Regions from separate parts of the Homo sapiens genome. Here regions 1 and 3 are each linked to region 2. The links are chromatin loops, found by intact Hi-C in ENCODE. Cell type or tissue: dorsolateral prefrontal cortex. All regions are shown on one strand.

Region 1 (8,000 bases), 1.1 Mb before region 2:
CTATCTGTGTTTTCAGGCATCTACTGGGAATCTTGAAACTTATCCCAAGTTACACAGCTATACAGGGGGCCTACTGTATCAACTGGAGCTTGAAGGTGATGCAACAGGAAGATGGAGAGATGACTGAACAGTTAGGATGTTTCTGATGTCATAGAGGTATTAGATGAGAATGATCTCCAATGCCTAAGAAACTGGGGGAGAAGGGGTAATTGGCAAAAGCTTTTATTCTCTCAGAATCTACCTTGTTGCACAGACTCCATAAGAGGCCACAAAACGTAGCATGGGTCAGGGCATACTTCTGTGGAAAGAATGCAGCCACGATGGAATCTCATAGGCCAAGTTTGAATTCTGGCTTCACCACCTGCCAACTCTACCAATTAACACCATCCTTCAGGATTTTAGTCTTCTCAACTCTCAACTGGCATAACAGTGGCTACTTGAGTAGATCACTGACAAGATGATAAATTATTACATAATTTATATATAAAAATGATTACATGATTTATATATAAATGATTACATAATTTATATATAAAAATTATTACTTGTAAATTTGTCTGAGTTCATTGTAGATTCTGGATATTAGCCCTTTGTCAGATGAGTAGGTTGCGAAAATTTTCTCCCATTTTGTAGGTTGCCTGTTCACTCTGATGGTAGTTTCTTTTGCTGTGCAGAAGCTCTTTAGTTTAATTAGATCCCATTTGTCAATTTTGTCTTTTTGCCATTGCTTTTGGTGTTTTGGACATGAAGTCCTTGCCCATGCCTATGTCCTGAATGGTAATGCCTAGGTTTTCTTCTAGGGTTTTTATGGTTTAAGGTCTAACGTTTAAGTCTTTAATCCATCTTGAATTGATTTTTGTATAAGGTGTAAGGAAGGGATCCAGTTTCAGCTTTCTCCATATGGCTAGCCAGTTTTCCCAGCACCATTTATTAAATAGGGAATCCTTTCCCCATTGCTTGTTTTTCTCAGGTTTGTCAAAGATCAGATAGTTGTAGATATGCGGCGTTATTTCTGAAGGCTCTGTTCTGTTCCATTGTTCTATATCTCTGTTTTGGTACCAGTACCATGCTGTTTTGGTTACTGTAGCCTTGTGGTATAGTTTGAAGTCAGGTAGTGTGATGCCTCCAGCTTTGTTCTTTTGGCTTAGGATTGACTTGGTGATGCGGGCTCTTTTTTGGTTCCATCAAAAAGTGGGCGAAGGACATGAACACACACTTCTCAAAAGAAGACATTTATGCAGCCAAAAAACACATGAAAAAATGTTCATCATCACTGGCCATCAGAGAAATGCAAATCAAAACCACAATGAGATACCATCTCACACCAGTTAGAATGGCAATCATTAAAAAGTCAGGAAACAACAGGTGCTGGAGAGGATGTGGAGAAATAGGAACACTTTTACACTGTTGGTGGGACTGTAAACTAGTTCAACCATTGTGGAAGTCAGTGTGGCGATTCCTCAGGGATCTAGAACTAGAAATACCATTTGACCCAGCCATCCCATTACTGGGTCTATACCCAAAGGACTATAAATCATGCTGCTATAAAGACACATGCACACGTATGTTTATTGTGGCATTATTCACAATAGCAAAGACTTGGAACCAACCCAAATGTCCAACAATGATAGACTGGATTAAGAAAATGTGGCACATATACACCATGGAATACTATGCAGCCATAAAAAATGATGAGTTCATGTCCTTTGTAGGGACATGGATGAAATTGGAAATCATCATTCTCAGTAAACTATCGCAAGAACAAAAAACCAAACACCGCATATTCTCACTCATAGGTGGGAATTGAACAATGAGATCCATGGACACAGGAAGGGGAATATCACACTCTGGGGACTGTTGTGGGGTGGGGGGAGGGGGGAGGATAGCATTGGGAGATATACCTAATGCTAGATGACGAGTTAGTGGGTGCAGCGCACCAACATGGCACATGTATACATATGTAACTAACCTGCACAATGTGTACATGTACCCTAAAACTTAAAGTATAATAAAAATTATTACATGATTTATAAATAAAAATTATTACATAATTTATAAATATATATAAATCTCAGCTATTGCTGTATTTCATTTACTATTTTAACAACAATCCTAGGTGCCAACTATATGCCAACTATTTTGCTAGATGCTACAGGAATACTGAACATGGTCTGTGTCTTTAAGTAGTGTGGAAAATAGCTGTATTCTCTATAAAAGAAAGACAGTAGTATTTTAAAATTAAATTCTGATCAAGTCACTCTTCTGTTTAAACTATTTTGAAGATTCCTATTATTCTTAGGATAAAAACCTGAAATCCTTAGTAGGACAATTATGGATAATGTTGCCCTTGCTTAAAAAACTCAGTCTAATCTCAAGCTACCTTTCGCTCTCTCAATTCCAGCTGCCTGTTTATTTCATATAGAGTGTATTTATGGCTATTTGATTAACGTCTATGTCTCATGACATCTTTGCTCTGTTGGGTCAGAAAGTTTTATCTGTTTTGCTACTCACTACATTCCTAAAGCCTGAGCAAAATTTCTGACAGCCAGGAGGTTGTCAAGAAATAGGCTTTTAATAAAAGGAACAATAAATGACAAGTAAAAGCTACAATGGTAGATAAAGTTATCCCATGCAACAGGAGCACAAAGAGAGAAACAGCAAACTCTGCCTCAGGTAGAGGAAGTAGCCTTTGAATATAGTAGAACAAACAAGCTTAGCTTTAAAGCACACCACAGAAGAGTTATCCAAGCAGAGAAGCTTTTTGTTTGTGCAAAAATCCCAGGAGGTACTAATTGTGCAGACCTCATTCTTCACCTATAAAATGAACTACCTGATACCTATTTAAGAGAGGGAAGTTATGAGTATTGGCTGAGATGCATGATGTAAATATGTCTGCCAAATATATATAAGGTGTTGTGATCAGAATCTACCTGTCTCATAAGCCTGGTTTATATTATGGCATTCTTGAAAATAAAAAATAATTAAATAATAATAGTAATAATAATAGTGACAATAATAATAAAAACAAAAAGTAGTGGGAAAGAAGAAGAGGAGAAGGAGGAAGAAGAGGAAGAGAAGGAGAAGGAGGAGGAAGAGAAAGAGGAGGAGGAGGAGAAGGAGGAGAAGGAAAAGAATAATTTTCTTTGTTTATTTTCTACTATGTACCTAGAACTTGATGTACAGTATTTTAATCCTATAAAAACTTTCATAGTAGCTAGTATTTTCTTCATTTCAATGATAGAGAAACTGACTTCCAGAGGTTTTAAATGTCCTTTCCAAAATCATAGAATAATAAGCAATTTATATAAACAGTGAAATTCTAATATCCTGGCCATCAACAATTATTTATTATGTACCTACAGTGGATCAGTCCATCTTTCTATGCTCTAGAAATGCAACTGTATATAAAAAGATAGATATTCTGCCTTCATGAAGCATAGAGTCCACTGGCATAAGCATATTGCAGAGATCCTGATGCTGATTGGTACCACACCATGAGAGGGGCATCTCTTTCCCATACTAAGGGGCATTACTATAGGCAGACAGTGACTCATTTAAGTCTCTATGAATGTCTTGCCACCTCACCTTGATACTAAATATTCTCATATCATGAAGTCAGAGTCATAGGAAAAGGGCAGAATCAGAGGCTAAAATGGCCAATTGGTGAGGTTGTAGCAGAATGACATCTCAGATTCTATTGTCCAGAGCCAGAAAGCAGAAGGGAGCTGGAGTTGGCCCAGACACTTGAGTTCTTGTTCACATCAGTCTGGAATATGTTGATACTCAATAAATATTTGTAAGCTGTCACTGTAAAATTTAGGAGCAGTCATGTGCTGCCAGCACACGAGAGCCCGTTACTTTCCAACTCCACATTCAATAAAATAGATCATGATGAGAGTATTTTTTAAACAGAGAAATCAGCAAATACCATAGATTGGTCCCTGCCCACCACCACCCTGACTTGGTTGGTAAACATTTACCAGCATACCACTGGAGAAAGAGCATCTCTCTCTGAGTCATTGTTTCTCCGTCTTTTCAAGGGGTAGACGATGAAGTGATTTTAAAGCCCCCAGAAAGCTGGATGATATGTTAGAAACAGCAAAGGTCTGGGGCAAGGCATACTTGGATTAAATTATAGATGCTGGCCACACATTGCTCTTGGAACGTTCAGCACGCTATTTGTCTCCCTGAGCCGCAGTTCCCTCCTATGTAGAATGAGGCTATTCACTTCTGCATGATTAGATTTTTCTAGGTGTTAAATATCAACATGGAAAACATGGAAAAATATAGACTCTAATAAGTGTTAGACTCCCCTTATTCCTATCATCTTCACAAATTATAAATAAAAGAATGAGCAAATACATAAATTTTCATTTTTTTCAGAGTTTGTATACCCCTCTTTTGCTTGATTACTTTTAGTTTTTTTGGTGTTATATAATAAATACCCATGATTTACTGCTATTATTATTTATTATCATTATCATTATTATTGTATGCTCTAAATTCCTACTCTATAATGGTAATATTTTTAAAGAATCTTCAAAACATAACTATCTGTAGCCAATTTCCTTTGGAAGGGACAAATAAATATGCATTATTCAGCAGCTACTTGGTAGCAGGCATTGTGCTGGCATGTTACATATTTGGCTCATTAAGCCTTCCAAAAGATAAGAGCGGAGTCTACATCTCAGAGAGAAAACGTTTTCTTTGGACATCATCAGAAGCCCACTTATACCACCAGGGAGCAGTAAAGAGCCACTGTTCAGGATTTTGAAAACTCCAAATCCCCACTACCAGATCACAGCAGTTCTCTTTGGACACAACATAATGGTAAATATTAAGTCTTGGCTGGCCCACCAGTCAGATGAGGGTCAGTGTTGAGGGAAAGGGCCTGTGAGCTAGACCAGCATGTCTGATTTTAGGTACGTAATCCATAGGAGCTTCCAGGAGATTAATAAGCAGGGATGTGGTTTTCCAAGTGATCACGGAGATAATACATTCCTTCCACTGCTTTTTGGAGAAAATGAAACTGAGCCCCAGAGATGGACAAAGACTTATCAAAGCTAGCTTAGTAGGTTGGCAGCAGAGCTAGAGCCAGAACCTGTACACAGTGTCTTCACACTGATACCTGTTGATAAGTAGGCACATACGTTCTGAAATATTCTGATATCACCATTATCCTGTATTGCCAAGGAAGAGACTGTTACCTTTTTTAATGGAAGGTGTTTCCATCCTGGGATTCCCAAGGGGTCTTTGCACATAGTACTTCCACTGGTATTGTTATTAGACAATCTTGAGTTTATTGCTGCTTTATAAAAGATAGCCAGGAACATAGGTAATTACATGTAAGAGAGCTTATCAAAGACAAACTTCAGCATCTTTTTCAGAAATATAATTTTGGTGACCACAGATAAAAGACCTTTTTCATTTTGAACATGGTGCCCAGAAAGGACTCTAGGAGGAGATCCATGCACTCATTCAGTCTTCTTTCTTTAGTGAAATAATAAATAAATCACTAGAGTGCAACTCCGCAGCAGGTTCTAGCTTAGAAACTGTGCATGGATAGAATTAAGGTGTAATGCCTTAATGGTTATAGGTAAGATGTAATTCCCACTCTCAACAAATCTGCTGTCTAATAGCACATATTAGCAAGAAATGGTGCAATTGCATTATAGAATCGTGAAATTGATTGTGGTGGGATATATGCCAGTGATTAAATTTTGTTTTTCCTTCTGTTCTCAACAAGACACATGCCAGGAAACCATTTTTGATTCATCAAGAGCAGTCTCTCCTAGAACTGGGGAAAAAGAGAATAGGGTACTTTGCAAATCTGAACATACATGTAGATATTTTGAAATCCCATGATGAGCCTCTACTGGAAAGATAAATCACTCTTTTGTCACTGAGGTTAGAGTTCCATAAAAGAAAACTGAGGAACTAAGGACACATCTCTTGGAAGGATGAGACTGTCACCCCATTATATAAGGGAAGGGCAGTCTGATCCTTTGTGCATGAAAAATCTGCCTGCCCCCTTAAGTCAATTCCCAGGAAGGAAAGGGCACAGGGATTCTAGGCTGGTGATATAGCAGACGTAGTCACTTCCTTGACCAGAATTCTTGGGTCTAGCAGATAACTTGGCTACATACCTGAGAGAGCTGAGTATGAGGATTTTCAAATAGAGAACTCCACATTGGGGACCTCTTTGCCTGGCTCAGCTAAGAATATATAAGCATGTTCTCCCTTGAAGAACCACGGCAGGTGGCATGACAATTGGACAAGTGAGGTCTTGTGGCAAGATGAGCCGTATGGCCTGTCAGAGCAGAGATTAGCAGTTTCTAAAGGGACAGATTTGGCAGCTGAAAGCAATGAGAGAAATGCTCTTATCTGACACCCCTCCTCTTGCTTTATCTTAGAGGTTGGGGATTTCATAAGCTCATGTTGTGTTTATTGTTGTTGCGATGGTTGTTCTGCTTGTTCATTTTTAACAGTTTTTTTTTTCTGTTGAGAGAGTACTCCAAAAATTTAACACTGTACAATAATGAAGTCATAGGATGGAGTGATGTATGCAGTCATGAAGCATCTGGGGACCTGAGAGATCAACTGGAAACATCCAACAAATGTGACTCTATTTTCACTCTGAGTTCAAGGGGTTGTTTGTAGAGGTTAAAGCAATATTGGAATTGTAGATTGCTGTGGGTACAAAGAAAAGAGATCTCACTGATGGCTGCACCAAAATCAGAAAAGGCTTCCCAGAAGAGGGAGGGCTGAGAACAGGTGAACTCCGGACAACCATCAAAAGAGGAAATCTGGGCAATGGAAACATGTGCAAGGCAGAGATGGCTGAATTCTTAGCTGAGTGTTTTGCATTTGCCTTGTATCTGTGTGGGGATGTGGGGAATCAACTTACAGAATATACAAGGAATCATTTCGTTTTGTTTCTTCATTTTTAGCATATCAAATTTGGAATTCCACATGACCAGAGCATCGGGTTCATGAGTAGAATGAACAGAGAAGAGGCCAGCAGCCATGCTTACTGGGTTAGAGAGTCATAGGTTATCTTCCAGGCCATGGGAAACTCTGTTAGAGAAAGAATCTCTTGGCTTCTGAAGAATAAAACCTCCTAGTTTGTGGGCCATAGAGTGATATCTCTATCTCAAGCTAGAGACCTAAAAGGAGAGAGGAGATAAATAAGTACATAGTCCTTTCCCAGTCACTGTTCATTTGGTCTTTGTATTAGTCCATTCTCATGCTGCTATGAAGACATACCCAAGACTGGCTAATTTATAAAGGAAAGAGGTTTAATTGACTCACAGTTCCACATGGCTGGGGAGGCCTCAGGAAACTTACAATCATGGTGGAAGGAGAAGCAAACACGTCCTTCTTCACACAGCAGCAGGAAAGAGAAGTGCAGATGAAATGAAGGAAAGCCCCTTATAAAACCATCAGATCTCATGAGAATTCACTGAGTATCATGAGAACAGCATGGGGGGACTGCCCTGTAATCTAATCACTTGCCACGAGGCCCCCCACCATGACACGTGGGTATTATGGTAACTACAATTCAAGATGAGACTTGGGTGGGGCACAGCAAAACCGTAGCAGTCTTCATAACTACGAAGTAGGATAGGCAGGGCTGTTCTTTGATTGATGGGTGATGAGGATCAGGGCACAAGATGCCTGTTGGAGAGGTCAGAAACCTAACTTGCACCAGCACCTTCAGGTGAGAAAAGCAAATTGCACTCTTAAATGCTTTCTATCATTTCTCTTTCTTCCACCCTGTTGCTTCTTTAGCCAAATTTGGCTGCAGAATCTGGCTTCAAGTGATTCATTTCTATGATCTGATCCTTAATTTTAACAATTGTATGTGATATACAGTATAAACTTTGTCTTTCCTAAGTGTGTTGAGAAGCATAAAACCCAAACTCTTTGAGAGGCTTAGACTGCCATTCACAATCTGGCCCTGCACCTCCTGCCAGCTTCGTCTCCTAATACTCAGCCGT
Region 2 (8,000 bases):
GAGGGGAAGGTTACGATTTTAGCTGAGGTGGTGAGGGTACACCTTGTCGAGCAGGTGACAGGTGGGTTAGGTTTTGGAGGTGAGCGACAGCATGCCTTGTGGATGGATAGCCAAGCAGAAGAGTCGCAGACAGAGACAACAGCCAGTGTGAAGGCTGACACATCCGTGGTGTTCCAGCCTGGCTGGAGAGGATGTGAGCAAAGGGGATCTTCGTAGAAGGCAAACTTGACCACATCTCCATGGCAACCCACTGCCCTCAGGCTTAAGTGCAAGAGCTCCATGCTTGACTTCTGTGGAGCTGCTCGGGGGTTCTCAAACATCCTATCTCCATTCCTGCTTTACACCCTTTCCTCTGTCTGAAACACCTATCGTTCCCTTCTTTGCTCTGCTCACTCATAAGACCTAGCTTTGAGTTGTGCCCCGTCCTCCAGGAAGCCTTCCGTGGTAACCCCTCCCCCGATTGCATTATATGCCTGTGTTTGCCCATTGGATGCTCTCTCTGCAGTCTCCCTGTTGCTTGTTTGCTTGTCGACTGACCCCATTGTCTCTGAGCTACCAATGGCAGGGTTGGTGTCCCACCTCTGTGTCCCCAGCCCCTTATCAGCCTGGAGCTTCAGAGACTGCTCAGTACTGATGAGCACTGCAGTTGAGACCTCAGCCAAGTGTTGATGTAGCCAGCAGGGTTCTCCAGAGAAAGAGAAGCAATCAGTTATACTATATTGTGTGGGATTGGCCCACGCAATGATGGAGGTTGAGAAGTCCCCTGATCTGCCATCTGCAAGTCGGAGGCCCAGGGAAGCTGGTGGTTTTGTTTTAGTCCAAGTCCAAAGGCCCAATAACCATGAGCTCCGGTGTCTGAGGGAGGAGGAGATGGATGTCTCAGCTCTAGAAGAGCGCGCAAATTTGCCCTTCCTCTGCCTTTCTGTTCTGTTCAGGCCCTTAGTGGATTGGATGAGGCCCACCCACATTGGGGAGGGTGAGTTTTGCCCAGTCCACCCATTCATATGCTGATCTCTCCTGGAAACACCCTCACAGACACACCCAGAAATAATGTTTTACCAGCTATCTCAGCATCCCTTAGCCCAGTCAAGTTGACACGCGAAGCTAATCATCACAGTGGTGGAAGCTCTTTTCCATTCTGGGCTCTAGGGCCGAGAGAACTGGCTCCCTTAGCCCTCAAGAGAGCCCAGCTCAGAGAGGAGCTCCGATGGGCCCCCCATAGACGGCCCACAAATGGCCTTTTGGCAGCCCAGTGTCACTTAAGGAGGCATTGGGTTTCTTCTTGTGAATTGGGAAGGGAAGAAAGAAATAGACGTTTTTTGCAAAATAAGGTCCATTTAAACCTTAAACCACCACCTTGGGATTAAAACCATTAGAATTTTAAAAAGGGAGAGACTTTCCCCATCCACTTCTCTCTTGCCATTTTCACACCTTCCTGGGATTCATCAGCAAGTGGTGGAGAGAGGCCTTGGCTTTTGGAGGCATGACTGTGGAGCACAGCGCTCGTGGCCAAACCCAGGAATTCCCAGCCCAGGCTAGAGATGCCCCAGCATCTCTGGCAGTTCAGGGGATGCCTGAAAATGATCAGAAAGTCCCAAAGAAAACTTAACTTCAAAGTGACCAGCAGGCAAATTGACCTTCATTTTAATGGGTAAAGTGAATTTCGATGAAGTGAGGTATGTCAGGGCTCACATGAACCACATGGAGGTGTCCTAAGACTTCCTCAATTTTGGTGTGCTGGAGAACAAACCAGTGTTCCCTTCTCAGCTTCTGTTTGCTCACTTTGCTTTCTCGTCCATTTCTAGAACACTCTGGACCTGGAGGAAACTGGCGAGGCTGTCCAGGGCAATATCAACGCCCTCCCAGATGTGTCCGTGGTAAGGCCCTGGCTGGCCCTTTGGTTCTGCTCTCCCTGGTGTGCTCAGGTCCTGGTGGCTCTCTCCTCTCCATGACAGCCACGGAGAAAGGGCACAGGGTGGCAAAGGAGACAGAGGCCTCTGCCATGAGCTCTCACACCCAGCTACAGGTCTGTGCACAAGCTCACCATTCTAGTATCTCTAGCAGGCACCAGGATCACTTGCCTCTGGTGACTTCAGGCGGGGCCTTCAGGCTGGCTGGCCACAGTATGACCAAGTTTCTTAGCCTCTCTGTGCCTCAGTTTCCCCGTCGGTAAAGTGGGGATGATGATCATAGCATACCTACCCCATAAGTTCGTGGCATGGAGTAAATTAATTAAGTAAAGCCTTTAGGATGGTGACTGGAAGGTTGTTGGAGCTGTGCAGGTGTCCGGTGTTGACCTAGGCAGAGGGGAGTGGTAGTCACAGTGTCCATAGCTGCCCCTCACTGTGCACCTGCTGTGGCGCAGGCACTGTGCTAACAGTATTCACGTGGCTTTTGACATCACCACACCACCTCTGCTGGGTAGATGTGCTTTTCCCCATTGCCCAGAGGTGCACTCAGAGAGGTGTTGTGCCTTGCCTGGGGCCACATAGCACCCCAGCCCATGTATCCATCTCCTCCTGTCCATTCTCTCTCCAGTCCTTTCATACCTCTTGCCTCTAGTACTCAAGATCACCCCCTAAAAAGAAAAGCCAAATAAATGCATTTTTTGTATTTCCATCCTCTTCATCGTGTCTCTAATGAAGTCTTGTTCCCTGTGACAAGCTCTGGCTGATGCCAAGAACTTCAGTTCCCAAAGGTAATGATGCTGTCCCCAGAGACACCCGCCAAGATCCCAACGCTTATCAGCTGCCGAGATGCAGGGGAGAAGTTTTCCACTCAGGTGTTGCATTATTCAGAGCAGTGTGGCCAAGAGCAGTTAGAGTGGGGACAGAATTCCAGCTGGGCCTGGCACCACTCAGCTGCTCGGCCTCCCCTCTTCCAGGCGTGATGGGGTCTGACTCCTTCTCCGCCTGTTGGGTCTTTTGGCAGGATGATGTCAGATCCACCTCCCAGGGGCTGTCAAGCTTCAAGCCACTGCCTCGCCCACCACCTCTGGCCCAAGGCAACGACCTCCCACTAGGCCAGCCAAGGAAGCTGGGGAGAGAGGACCTCCAGCCACCTTCCTCCATGCCTTCCTGCTCGGGCACTGTCTTCTCGGCTCCACAGAACCGCAGCCCGCCAGCGGGCACCGCACCCACCCCAGGGACCTCCTCTGCACAGGACTTGCCCTCTTCCCCCATCTATGCCTCCGTCTCCCCTGCCAACCCCAGCTCCAAGAGGCCGCTGGACGCCCATCTGGCCCTGGTCAACCAACACCCCATCGGCCCCTTCCCACGGGTCCAGTCACCCCCGCACCTGAAAAGCCCCTCTGCAGAGGCCACAGTGGCTGGGGGCTGCCTTCTGCCCCCATCACCCTCTGGCCACCCAGACCAGACAGGCACAAACCAGCACTTTGTCATGGTGGAGGTCCACCGCCCCGACAGCGAGCCAGACGTCAATGAAGTGAGGGCGCTGCCCCAGACGCGCAGTGAGTACAGCAAGGCCAGGCTCTGTGGTCCTTGGGGGTCCCTGTCCTCTTCAGGTCAGTCTACCTGATGACACAGTGAAGGGGGGGACCAGCTACTTGTTGAGGGGGCTCAGGGCCAGAGTGGCGAAGGGAGTTGGAGACCCCAGTTTGAATCCCGGCTCTGCCACTGACTGGCTGTGTGACTGTGGACAAGCTGCCGTCTACACCTTGCTTTCCCCATCATAAAATGGAGATAACAGTGACAGTCCTGCCAGGTTGCTGCGAGCGTCGGGGTGCCTTCTCCAGCTCCCCCTACCCTGGCCACCCTGTGTTCACCAGGAGGACTGAACTCGTGGAGGGCAGGGGTGGCTTCCCTTCCTGTCCGCCATGGCCTGGCCTGGAGTAGATGCTGGAAACTGAAGTGGCAGTCTCTGGACCCCTGGCAGGTCTAGGGTCAGGGTGCAGGAAGAATCTTGGGGAGGCCAGCTGACGCTGTGCCCCGGTTTGCTAGAGGACATGGGCTGTGGGGTAGAGGGAAGGGCAGAGCCTGCCTCCCCACCCTGAAAGCTGTGGAGCTCCCGCCTGTGAGTGAGTTGGGAGCATTTTGTTGGATTCTGCTGCCATCTTGCGGCTACAGTGATACATAGGCCCCGTAGGACATTCCCTGAGCGCCTGCACAGACCAAGATGCAAAATGCAGGGCTCTGGCGCTCGCAGCCTAGTGAGGGGAGGCAGCTGAGGGAGAGCAGGCAGACGTGGTGAGAAGACCCAGGGCTGTCACAGATGGATCACTGCTGTCTCTAGAGCTGGCACTGAGCTGGACATGCAGGGATAATAAGAGCTAACAGCCGTACTAACAATAAGCACTTTGTGCCAGTGTTCAAAGGGCCTTGCCTATAGTATTAACTCATTTAATCCTCCCAGTAGCCCTATGAGGTTGGTACTATTATTATCTCCATTTTACAAATGAACAAACTGAGACATACAAAGTAGTAATTTCTGGCTAGGTGCAGTGGCTCATGCCTGTAATCCAAGCACTTTGGGAGGCGGAGACGGGCAGGTCATTTGAGGTCAGGATTTCGACCTCAGGAGCCTGGGCAACTTGCTGAAAGCCCCATTTCTACTAAAGATACGATAATTAGCCAGGTGTGGTGGGCACCTGTAGTCCCAGCTACTCAGAAGGCTGAGGTGGGAGGACCACTTGAACCCAGGAGGCAGAGGTTGCAGTGAGCCAAGATTGCACCACTGCACTCCAGCCTAGATGACAGAGTGAGAATCTGTCTCAAAAAAAAAAAAAAAAAAAAAAGAGAGAGAGAGAGAAAGTAGTAATTTCTAGCTTACCAAGAGAAAAAGAGAAATTCCACCACACCTGGTCTGAACCTCTGCATGGCCCCTGCCTGAGCTGAGTGGTGGGCACATGCCCTCCAGCCCACCAGTCAACCCACGCTGCTTCACTATGTGTATAACAGCCGGGCCCCTGAGTTTGAAACCCTAGGTTAAGAACCCACACCCTGGAGCCAGGCAGTCTAGCACAAGTCTATTCCCTGGACTGCTCCATTCTATACATCAGATCTGTGAGTTTTTACAATCACCCCAGTGGTTAGGCACCATCATTTCTGTATTAGAAGGAGAACATAGGAGGCTTAGAGAGGCTCTGTTACTTGCCCAGGCTTGCACAGCTGGTCAGTGGGAATTCAAACCTGACCTGCCAGACTCCAGAGTGTGTGTTCTTAAGTTAGGGTCTCAAACTCAGGGGCCAGGCTGTTACACACATAGTGAAGTTGACTGGTGGCTGGAGGGCATGTGCCCACCACTCGGCTCAGGCAGGGGCCATGCAGGGGTTCAGGCTAGGTGTGGTGGAATTTCTCTTTTATTCTTGGGAAACTAGAAATTACTTATATGAAATCTTCTAATTTGAATGTGTTGGTTCATCATTAAAAATTGGTAGCATTATGTGAGTTTTAAAACAAAGAAAACACCCACATCTGTGGGCTAGGTTTGCCTCCTGACCTCTGTTTTATCATTATGCCAGTGGCTGGGAACTGGGAGATCCAGGCAGATGTCCTGGAAGTCACAGCCTTCAAGACCAGGTCTGGTTGAAAGGACAGGTCTTGAGTAGGTGGAGAGGGTGGCAGGGAGTGGACCTGCCCTCTGGCCCCACGATCTCTTCATTCCTTCCCCCATCTTTGCCTGGGGAATTCCCCCAGCCTTCCAGCCTCCATCTCCGTCACTGCCTCCAGGCAGCCCTCCCTGACCCCAGCTATATAAGCTGCTTCTCTCTTCCTTTTCCCCTCTCCAGCAGCCTCTACGCTCTCCCAGCTCTCGGACAGCGGGCAGACTCTAAGCGAGGACAGTGGTGTGGATGCTGGCGAGGCAGAGGCCAGCGCCCCAGGCCGAGGAAGGCAGTCGGTGTCCACCAAGAGCAGGAGTAGCAAGGAGCTGCCTCGGAACGAGAGGCCCACAGATGGGGCCAACAAACCGGTGAGCCAGGAGGAGGAGGATGCAGAGGGCTGAGAGGAACACGGGCCCCAGGCACAGAATGGGAGGTCCCGGGACCAGGGCTCAGCTTGGCAAGTGACCACAAAGGGAGGTAGTGAGCTCCCTATAACTGGAGGGATTTGGACGTCCTGGAGGAGCACTGGATTAGGAATCTGGAGGCCCAGTTTCAGCTCTGCCTTTGCACTGACACTAGGGGCTGAGGCTGAGATTGGTCTTGGGAATCTTTAAGCTCCTCTCAGTTTTGACATGGCCAGGTGGCTGAGACAGTCTTCGGAGTCAGGCTTCGATTCAAGTCCTGATGCCACCACCAGACAGCCTTAGGCAAGCTCCTTAACCTCCTGAGCCTCGGGGATTTTGGTGAGGATTAAAGAGCCAAGAACACAAGTGCTTGGCTTAGTGCGTTGCACACCTGAGGCTCCCGACACAGGGCTGGAGCCTGAGCTCTGCTGACCCAGGGTGGTGTCACGGCCCGGCCCAGCCCCCTGGCCAGGCCTGCCAACTGCGAAGGCCTCAGTGGTGTCCTTCCTAATACCCACAGCCTGGACTTCTGGAGCCCACGTCCACTCTGGTCCGTGTGAAGAAAAGTGCGGCCACCCTGGGCATCGCCATCGAGGGTGGCGCCAACACCCGCCAGCCCCTGCCTAGGATTGTCACTATTCAGGTATGTCCCCAGGGGCCCCACTTGCCATCTCTCCCTACCCCTGAAAGGCCCTTTCTCAGCATCTCCAGGGTTTTGCGACTCCCATGGGTAACACGGCACTCAAGGGCAGACCTAGGCTTATGTCACCTTTGCTCTTCCGGGCCTCAGCTTTCCTAATCCGAGAAGTGGACACTCAGATTGTAGCTGCCTGCTTGGCAGTGTTGGGACTGACCCAGTTGGTGGTCAAAGCCAGGCCTGTCTAACCCTTGGGCACCCCATGCCCTGTGTCTCCTCCCTGCAGAGAGGCGGCTCAGCTCACAACTGTGGGCAGCTCAAGGTGGGCCACGTGATTCTGGAAGTGAATGGGCTGACGCTTCGGGGCAAGGAGCACCGGGAGGCCGCCCGCATTATCGCCGAGGCCTTCAAGACTAAGGACCGTGACTACATTGACTTTCTGGTCACTGAGTTCAATGTGATGCTCTAGAGGCCAAGGCCTGAGGGCCTCCCACCACTGCCCAGCCCCTGGTCCCAGTCCCTTTCCACCGTTGGCTTCATCAAGCTCCTTGCGGGGTTGGGGCTGCATGGCCAGGGTGGCAGGAAGACATCCCCCCTCCATCCCAGCCCACTGGACCAGAACTGGGAGAGGAAGAGAGCAGGACAAGGCAGACAGAAGGTCAGGTCAGGAACTGGTGCTGTACTGGGTACACAGTAGGCGCCCAGGACAAGTGGGTTGCAAGACAGGAAGAAAGGAAAAGGAAGGGCAGAGTGCTGGTTTCTCCAGGTTGGGTTGGGGGCACTGCTGTCCCCCCTCCAGCTAGGACCCAGCCCATCCCCAGATGCCTGAGCCTTTGTCCAAAGTGAGGTCACTCGAGAATTCATGGACACGGCCCCCAGTCAGGGGGCATCTTGCAAGACCTTTAGTGCCACAAATAAGCATCGAGCACCTCCCCATTCACACCCCCATTCCTCCTGGCTCCTTATCCCCCATGGTGTTTATTATTTATTTCCCTCCCCATGCCCCTGGGGACCCCAAGGCCCCAGCTTCCCTCTGCACCCCCAGCCTATCCCAGAGGCCTTGCAGGTGACCAGCAGTGTCATTGTATTTATATACAGAGCTTATGACTTTAATTTTTCAATAAAGAAATCTGAACAAGGTTAGACGTCAGCGTGCTGTGTGGTTTACCTGGGTGGCTGGGGTTTCCATGTGGGGAGGGGTGGGCAGGACAGGTGGGGGCAGTCAGAGCACCACAGACCACCACCCCGACTGCCCGCATGGCTCCAATTGGGATACACGGTGGGGCGTGCAGGGGTGCTTGAGCCACACTCACATCTTGGAGCCTCTTAATTGAAGGCTTGAAGGCAAAACTTGACTATTTACAGATAATATTTTTAGATTAAAACCCACAAGTATATT
Region 3 (8,000 bases), 610 kb before region 2:
ACCCAAATGGGGACAGGGCAGGCAACCGGGTCTGAGGCCATGGCATTCAAAGACCACAGTCTCTAGTGTGAGCTAATCATTTCTCAAACGTGTCCTTCAGCCTCTGGCTCTGTGGCTTGTTTCAGGAAACCTCTTCCATCTTGAAAGTTCTCTTAAAATTCCACTTCACCCTCAAGACCTGGGCCCTACCCCTGCCCCCATGAAACAGTCAAAATATCTCTATTGGGAAGTAATTTCCAGGGTGTTCGACCTTCCCTTTGTTCCTTCTCTCATCTGCTCCCCTTCTCCCTGCTCTGTGTACTTCAAGGCCACCCTATTTTCATTGCATCAATGACTCCCAGCTTCCAGGTGGATGTCAAAATGGGAAAAGCCAGCAGGACATTGAAGGGAAGAGACTATGAGTGGGGGTGGGTCAGGGCACTTGTTGCCCAGCTCCATCTATACAGCATCACAGTGGGCTGTCAGCATCCACATAAGAGAGCCGTAGCCACTGTCAACTGACTGTCTCCATGCAACTCTCTCTTCAGGTTTAGAAAAGTGCTCTCTCACTTGCCCCTTCTAGCCTAGGAGCAGTCATGGCACCCTAGCTGCTGCTAGACTTGGGGACCTGTGCTAGGCTCTGTGGCTCTCCTCCACCCCCTCTCCTTTAACTCTCCTCAGGGACCCCGGCAGGCTCGCCCACCCCTGGGAGCACTGAGTGCCACTGTTACAGCTGCCTGCTGGCCTTATCCATTATGATTTCTACTTCCTGCCCCTCTTCCTATAGTGATTATTGGTCATTTAATGGCTTCCCAGCATCCAAAGTCCTTTCCAGTTTTAGGAAATTTGAGAACCTTGCCTCCTACCAAGGAAGCCACAGAGGAAAATACTCTTTCCTCCTCCCCTTGATAGCCAGGGCATGGGCACGTAACTTGGGCTTTGCCAATTAGATGCCCACAGAGGGACTTCTAACCTTTAGCAATGAATGCAAAACATAGAGTGTAGGAGACTGGCTCCCCCACAGAATCTAGCACTGAGGCCATCTATCCGTGGGATCTGTGGCCCAGCACCACGCAGGGTATAGCCATATCTCTCTCTAATGGTGACAGTTGTTTCCAGCAGTGACAAAGGCAGACTGGCTGATGATTCCTGCTACCTGGCCTCCTTTGGTTCCTGATAATTTTCTGTGCCTGCTTCTTCAAACTTTCTGTCAGTTTTATGAGCTTCCTGATATCCTTCCAGAAAATTCCTTTTCTGCTTAGGTAGTCCTAGATTATTTCAGGTCCTTGAAGCCAGATACCTTGGCTAATACTTTCCTCCCTAAACCATGAGCCTGTGACATTTATTGACCCTCTTGTAGTCCCAGCACTGTGTTTGACACTTTAAATATCCAAAGTATCCTAAGCATCATAGTCACCTGTGAGACAAATCGAACTATTCCATGTCATGTAGAAAACTAGGCCTCAGAGGGGTCAGGTGGCTTCTCGCAGCCATGCCACTGGGGTCAGACCAAGATTCACAGCCAGGCTGCCTGATTCCAAAATCCAAGTTCTTTTCAGTGAAGATATCTTATTCCTTTCAACAAGCCACACTAACTGGAAAACAGAACTTCATTCTTTTCACAAATGCTTGTGGAGCACCTCCCGTGTGGATTTGTCAGTGAAAAAAAGAGGAAAATATCCCTGTGGTCATAGCGTTTATATTCTAACAAAACACAATGAATGATGAATGTAATAAATGATCAAATTAAATGGTATATTCAAGGGTAATAAGGACAAAGGGGACTAGGGTAAGGGGATAGGGTCACAGTATTCAAAGTAGGGTGGTCACACAGGGTGGGCCTGTGAGAAACCCTCAGGAGGCACAGAAGATGAGCTCAATGAATATTTGTTGCATTGAATTCGTGCTCATCTCTTTCCTTCTGAAGATGGGGAAGCAGCAGTCCAGAGGAGGCTGGGGATCATCCCAGGCACCACAGCAACCAGGCAGGAGATTCTGATGAAAATCCAGGCTGCATACTCCTCTGCAGTGTGGCATGACTGTCTGTTCTCCAGAAGGAGAGACACACCTTGCAGGTTCTTCCTCACTGAGCCTCCTATGACCTGTATGCTCTCAAAACAGCTGGCTACACAGCCCAGTCCTTCCCCATTCTCAGCTTGCCCCACCCAAGCTGGTCTTCCCACCATGCCTTGCCTAAGCCCGGAAAATCCGAGAGCTCCTTGTGGGCTGTCCTCGTCGGTCTCCTTCTAAGATTCTCACTTCTCTTTTCATTTAAAAATCAGTGTTGAGCACCTCCCCGCTTATGCTCAGCACTATGTGAGTGAAACAACCACATTCCCTGCCTCCATGCAGCCTCTGTGCCCCAGAGAGGTCAGTGACAAACACATGATCAGACAAGCAAATGTGTGATTACAAACTGAGGGCTGTGCTTTGGAAGCAAATATAAAAAGCTATGAAGACGTCTAAAGGGGATCTGAGGGGGAAGGCTCTCTGAGGAACAGACATTTGAACCCAGATCCAAAGAGCAAGTAGGAGTTAACCAGGTGAAGGAAGCAGGAGAGGCAGAAGGCAAAAGGCAGGTATCTCTATAGTCCTATGGCTGTCACGCTGTGCACAGAGAAAGCCAGAGGCATAGGTGCAAAAGATGCATTGTGGAAGATGAGGTTTCAGGAGTCAGTAGGAACCCAGCCACGCAGATCTTCCTGGTCCAGAATAAAAATTTTGCTTTTTTTCTTCAGTTCAATGGAAAGCAACTGAGAAGTTTTCAGCAGGAGAGCATTGTGATCACATCTGTTTTTTTAAGCCATCTTTTTTGTTGCATTTGGATTTTGGCTGGGAGGTGCAAAGTGGGAAGAGACCTTTGAGGAGGCTACTGTAGGAATCCAGGTGAAAGGTGATAGAGCCTGGCTAAGTGTGGTGTCGTGGAGACAGAGCTATGGTTCTAAGAGATATTTAGAAAGTAAAATTCATGGGGCTTAGGGTCCCAGAGAGCTCTCTATGTCCCCACCCTTGTTCCTGAGCAGCCCTCAACTCCTATAGTGGATTTTTCCTGGATGTGGGCATCAGTTTTAATTAAGGCAGGCTAGTTAGGGATATGGGAGACTGGATTCAGGGGCCCATTAACTCCTGGAGCACTAGGTTAGGGTGGGGAAGGAATCAGGAAGCCTCCCTCAAGGTGACTGCAGCTAGAAATGAAGACCAGTGGTAAGGCCAAGGGGAGGCTTGTGGATGGACACAAGGGATGACAGTGTGGGGAGCAGAGGTGAGGATGGAGGTAGACCCTTGCCTTGAAGGCTTGGCGTCCTGGAGCCCAGCTGAGAGTTGCCAAGGGTTTTCAGCCCCAGATGGCATCATCAACATTGCTCTTTAGAAAGCCTGCTTCCTCACTAGAGATGCATGTGCCCCTGGCCACCTGTGCCCCCCAGCCTCAATGGGGTACCAGGGGTGCCCTGCATGTGCCTGCTGCCCAGGTTTGGGCTGGCAGGACATATAAGCAACCAGCAGAGGGCTCACTCCCCTCATCCTCCTCCCTCCCTAGGGAACTCCCAGAGGAATTACAATCTCTGTAAAGGAAGTAGAAAAAGGCTTTCTTGAGAATTGTTTCAATCCCACCAGGATGTAACATGGATTTCAACATTTTACAGGAAAATAAAACCACACACATGCAGTCAAAATAAGCAGCTCCGACTGGGCGCAGTACCTCACGCCTGTAATCCCAGCACTTTGGGAGGCTGGGGTGGGCGGATCATTTGAGGTCAGGAGTTCGAGACCAGTCTGGCCAACATGGTGAAACCCCATCTCTACTAAAAATACAAAAATTAGCTGGGCATGGTGGCGCATGCCTGTAATCCCAGCTACTCAGGAGGGTGAGGCAGGAGAATCGCTTGAACCCAAGAGGCAGAGGTTGCAGTGAGCCGAGATAGCACCACTGCACTCCAACCTGGGCAACAGAACGAGACTCTGTCAAGAAAAAAAAAAAAAAAAACAGCTCCCACATTTGCCTAGCACATTTGCCCAGCACATTTGCAATTACAGGTTAAGAAATTGTTTCTCAGAGTAGTGAAATGACTTCCCCCAAGTTCACTCAGCCTCCAAGTGTCAAAGCTGGGTTCTCTGACTCCTTGAGTCACAATGCCTTAAGGAACATCCTTCTGCACAATTATTCTTTCATTCACTCTTCCAATTAGGACACTTGGAGCACCTGCCATTTACTGGTTCCCTCATAACACTTTACAGTTTGCAAAGCCAACGTGTTTATAACAATTTCTTTACAGTCACCATCTTTTTAGTGAGAGCTGAGCTCAAATCCCATGTTTTCCAATTACTGGATCATCTTGGTCTAATTGCTTAATTCTTCTGAGCATCCATCAAAATGATCATGAAGTGTACCTACCCTGATGAGAATCTGTGATAGTTTAAAAGAGAAAACCGACAGCATCTTGCCTGGAGAAAATGCTGTCAACACAGGTTTGTCTCACTAAAAATTGAAAGGCAAACTAAACATTTGGGTAAAAATCCTCAAGTCAACCAGCAGATGGCAGCCTCCACCTGGCTTCGGGAGGGCACTAACCAGGCACTCCTGGTAGATGTGTTGAAGTGGATGGGGCTGATGTCTACCGGACTTCTTAGGCTCATAGACATCTTTAGGTAAACAACTTTGCCTTCATGCTAATCCTTCTCTCAATAAGAGGCTAGAACCCTTCCCAGAAGTGGGAAGGAACTTGGCAGGCCTCCTTTTATGTTCTTGACTCCCCATCTGCTACACAAAAACGAGCACCCTCACCCTACCACCTCACTGATCACCTCTTGCAGGTGTACACTGGGGTGGGGGGACAGGAACATGAGACACAGGGAGTTTCTGGCCTTTGTCCAGTCTCCATTCAGGTTTGGCAAGGACCACCAACCGTTGTCTAACATGTTTAATGCCTCCATTGTATCCATGTCCCATCACTCATTCACCTGATTTGACAGCACCGTATTGTTGGTTGTGAAGGCCCAACATGCACATTTTTTGTTGTTCTGTGCTTGTCCCTTTGGCTTGTTTCTGGCCCCTTAGCAAGAAGGCTTTGATCCTCCTGCCCTGACACTTAACTCACTAGCACAGGGTGAGGCACATCTAAAAATGTGGACTTGTTCCTGTTGCTGTTGCTGTTGCTGTTGTTTTCCTTTACATCTCTGAAGCCTGGTTTAGGTGATGATCCCTGTGGATTATTCTAAGCAGCTTGGGCAATGTTGAGAATAAAGTCAAGGGCCTTGTGTCCCCAGCACTTGCCTCCTAGAGCCAGTCTATGACCCCAAAGAGCTGTAGAGCGGTCCTGTAGGAACACTGAGCTGTGGTCTACTACTCCACTGCTGAACCCCTCCAATGCCGGCCTTACGGCTCAGAGGAAAGTAGCCTGAGACATCACAGTAGCCTTCAAGGCCTATATTCCCTGACCTCAACCCCCCTCTCATGATACTCTAGACACGCTGCCTCCCTGCTGTTTCAAACCCAGCAAGCGCACTCCCACAGCAAACCCTTCTCCTGGAATGCTCTTTCCTCTAACACATGCATGGCTCACTCATTTCTTTCAGCCATCTCCAATGTTATCTTCTCAGCGAGACCATCCTCATCATCCTACATAAACACACACACATCACACCTATATGTGCAAGATCACACATGCACACACAAACAACCCTCCCCATTCCCAGTACTCATAGTGCATTTTCCACCTGACACAGTACTGGCTTACCTATGTATGTGCATGCTTTCTAGGAGTCAAGCTCCATGACAGCAGGCACTTTGTATGTTTCCCCCTGCCGTGGCCCTAGCACCCAGAACAGAGCCTGTTCTATTATTTCTCAATCATTACGTGTTGACTGAATATATGACCTAAGAGGAGAATGCAGCCATCTGTAGCCTCACTTATTGTCTATTCAATTTGTTGAGTGCCAACTATATTCCCAGATCATCATTTTAAAGCTGACACAAACTCAGAAAGGAAGTGATTTTCCTGAAGCCACCAGGTAATCATTGTAGATTTGAATTCAGTTCTCACTCACCCCACACCATGACCTCAACAGATAGGAACCTAAGAATGTAATTTAAAGAAACAGCAAAGGAATTGTTCTACTAAGAACTAACAGAGGCAGCCTCTCCTAAGGAAGGACGAGTTAATGGGCAGAGATTGTTTGACAATTGAGAGATCCAGCAGGATATTTAGAGAAAAAAAAAAACCATAAATATCGGTCATTTCAAAAACAGAACCTGTTATATTTCCAACCAGAATAACTTCTCCAGAGACTTCATACGTGGTCTCTTGGAGAGCATTCTCTCAATTTAGGACAGAGGTCCTTACACTGAGAATCACCATTTCTCATGGATCAGTGGGAAAGGGGGCAAAATTAATTGACCTTTCAAGCCTTTGATTTACCATCTTTAACTAAAATAGATTACTCAGATGATGGGGGCAGAGAGCAAGGGGGAATTTCCCAGGTATGGTAGGAGCGTAGCTACACTGGATTCACTTGATTATGCTCTCAACAGCTTCTCCAATAAAGGCCTCTGTTTCCCAGTGTAAAATGAAGCTTTGCTTATCCCCAGAGGCATCGGCTTTTCATGTATTTTTCTGCCACCAGGGCTTTCTGAGTAGCCAGCAAAGAACAAGGCAGAGCAGATCTTCTGGGTGTGAAAGTGGTTTGGGAAAGAGACACAGTAGACCCAGCTCAGCAGGAGCTGAGGATCACTCTCCACCTGGACACCCTTCAGGTGAGCATCAGAGTCAGATTTGAAAATGTGTCTCCACCAAAAAGCCACATTCAAAGGTATCAAAGAGCCTTCAGCTCAGTGCTCATCTTTCTTTTGCAAGTCTCGGTTAGCTCCAGAGCAGGCTGCGGTGTTCAGCACTCCATCTCCAATGCTGCATCCCCAATGCATAGCACTTGAACATAGTAGTTGCACAATTAAGATCTCTATATTAAGAAATAAATTTATAATAGCTGCCTGGAGGTTATTGGAAAGGATTCAGAGGTCACGACCAGGCTACCAGGAAAGAAGTTTCCATTCAATTAATAGATGTGTCTTACTAATATATTTATCATCCTTAGAATGAAGCATATTTAGACCACCAGGATAGTGAGACAACCAGAAACTCCACCTCTTTAGAAAAAAAATGGAATAATAAGCAGGGACATAGTCTCTGTCTTAAAATCTCTGCACATCTGTCATGGAGAGGAGAGAACAGACATACTCTATTGTGTGACAGAGAAGAACTAGAATCTGATGATGAAATCTGTAAGGGAACAAACTGCACTCCAATAAGAAAAGAACTTTGAATAACCAAAGCCATCCAAAGAACAAACAAGCTGTTATAGAAGTGATACTGGAAGATATTGGAAGAACTCTAGGTCTTGGGGGTGGTTCAGACATTCAATAAAGTGGTATTGTAATATTCCCTCCAGCCCTAAAGTGTGCTTACCTCTTGTCGAGTTAGTTGTTGCATGAAAGCTGTCAAAAAACGTTTCTATTCCAGGTTTTCAGTCTCCAGCCTGAGTTTCAAATGCCACAAAAGGAAGGACAATCATGAAAGAGTCAAGACATCACAAAACACAGATGTTATTCTTAAGAAGATGACTCCTGGGGGAGACAGAAAGGAGAATAAACACAGAAGTGCTGACTGTTCCCCTGCACAGGCAGAGTCCTTCCCTCAGGGAACATGCTGGTAAGGATCCATAATTGCAAGTTGACAAAACCCTAAGCCTTCTAAAAATTCCAGGTTTAATTAGTTTCTCCAAAGCAAGCTCCTTACTGGAAAAGAAATCTGCAGCCTCGGCCATGTTACATTGCAGGAGAATATCACTGCCTCCTGGATCAGGATAATTTCTGCAAGAGATTGCTCCAGGCAAAACTTCACTTTTAGGTGAGACTGTCTAAACTTTACTTAGAAAGTTACAAGAGTCTTGCTCAAAGACTTCATCCCTGTAAAGGAGACCTTTAGTGTAAAAAGAGATATGATGTTTTAATAGCATTCAGCCTCCAG

Evidence for each region. A loop is a pair of places that touch in the nucleus more often than their neighbours do. Peaks named below come from ENCODE experiments on the same cell type or tissue, not always from the same donor. Only the 100,000 strongest peaks of a DNase experiment are listed, where the experiment ranks them.
Region 1: a loop joins it to region 2, with 5 times the contacts of the local background. A loop is called at or near these places in 16 of 110 quality-filtered maps.
Region 3: it touches region 2 in a loop (5-fold over the local background); 69 of 110 quality-filtered maps call a loop at or near these places.

The regions. Positions count from the first base shown.
Region 1 is chr9:115,521,403-115,529,402 of GRCh38, reverse strand. No RefSeq gene overlaps it. Among named protein-coding and RNA genes, the nearest start is that of DELEC1, 380 kb to the right of the region's middle. In dorsolateral prefrontal cortex, CTCF peaks have their summits at 4,533 and 4,740 (motif pointing right); no DNase peak of the experiment used is centred here; H3K27me3 peaks cover 658 bases.
Region 2 is chr9:114,401,824-114,409,823 of GRCh38, reverse strand. It overlaps WHRN (whirlin), which reads left to right. Exons shown (of 12, transcript NM_015404.4): 8 at 1,806-1,877; 9 at 2,932-3,469; 10 at 5,747-5,928; 11 at 6,485-6,607; 12 at 6,888-7,744. The coding sequence ends at 7,070. Among named protein-coding and RNA genes, the nearest start is that of AKNA, 18 kb to the right of the region's middle. RefSeq lists a silencer at 187-236 and enhancers at 3,897-4,006, 3,866-4,367, 4,347-4,396. In dorsolateral prefrontal cortex, CTCF peaks have their summits at 3,882 and 4,081 (motif pointing left); a DNase peak (open chromatin) is centred at 4,073; H3K27ac peaks cover 1,950 bases.
Region 3 is chr9:115,010,706-115,018,705 of GRCh38, reverse strand. No RefSeq gene overlaps it. Among named protein-coding and RNA genes, the nearest start is that of TNFSF8, 84 kb to the right of the region's middle. RefSeq lists an enhancer at 4,426-4,615. In dorsolateral prefrontal cortex, CTCF peaks have their summits at 3,467 (motif pointing right), 4,304 and 4,506 (motif pointing right); DNase peaks (open chromatin) are centred at 3,453 and 4,535.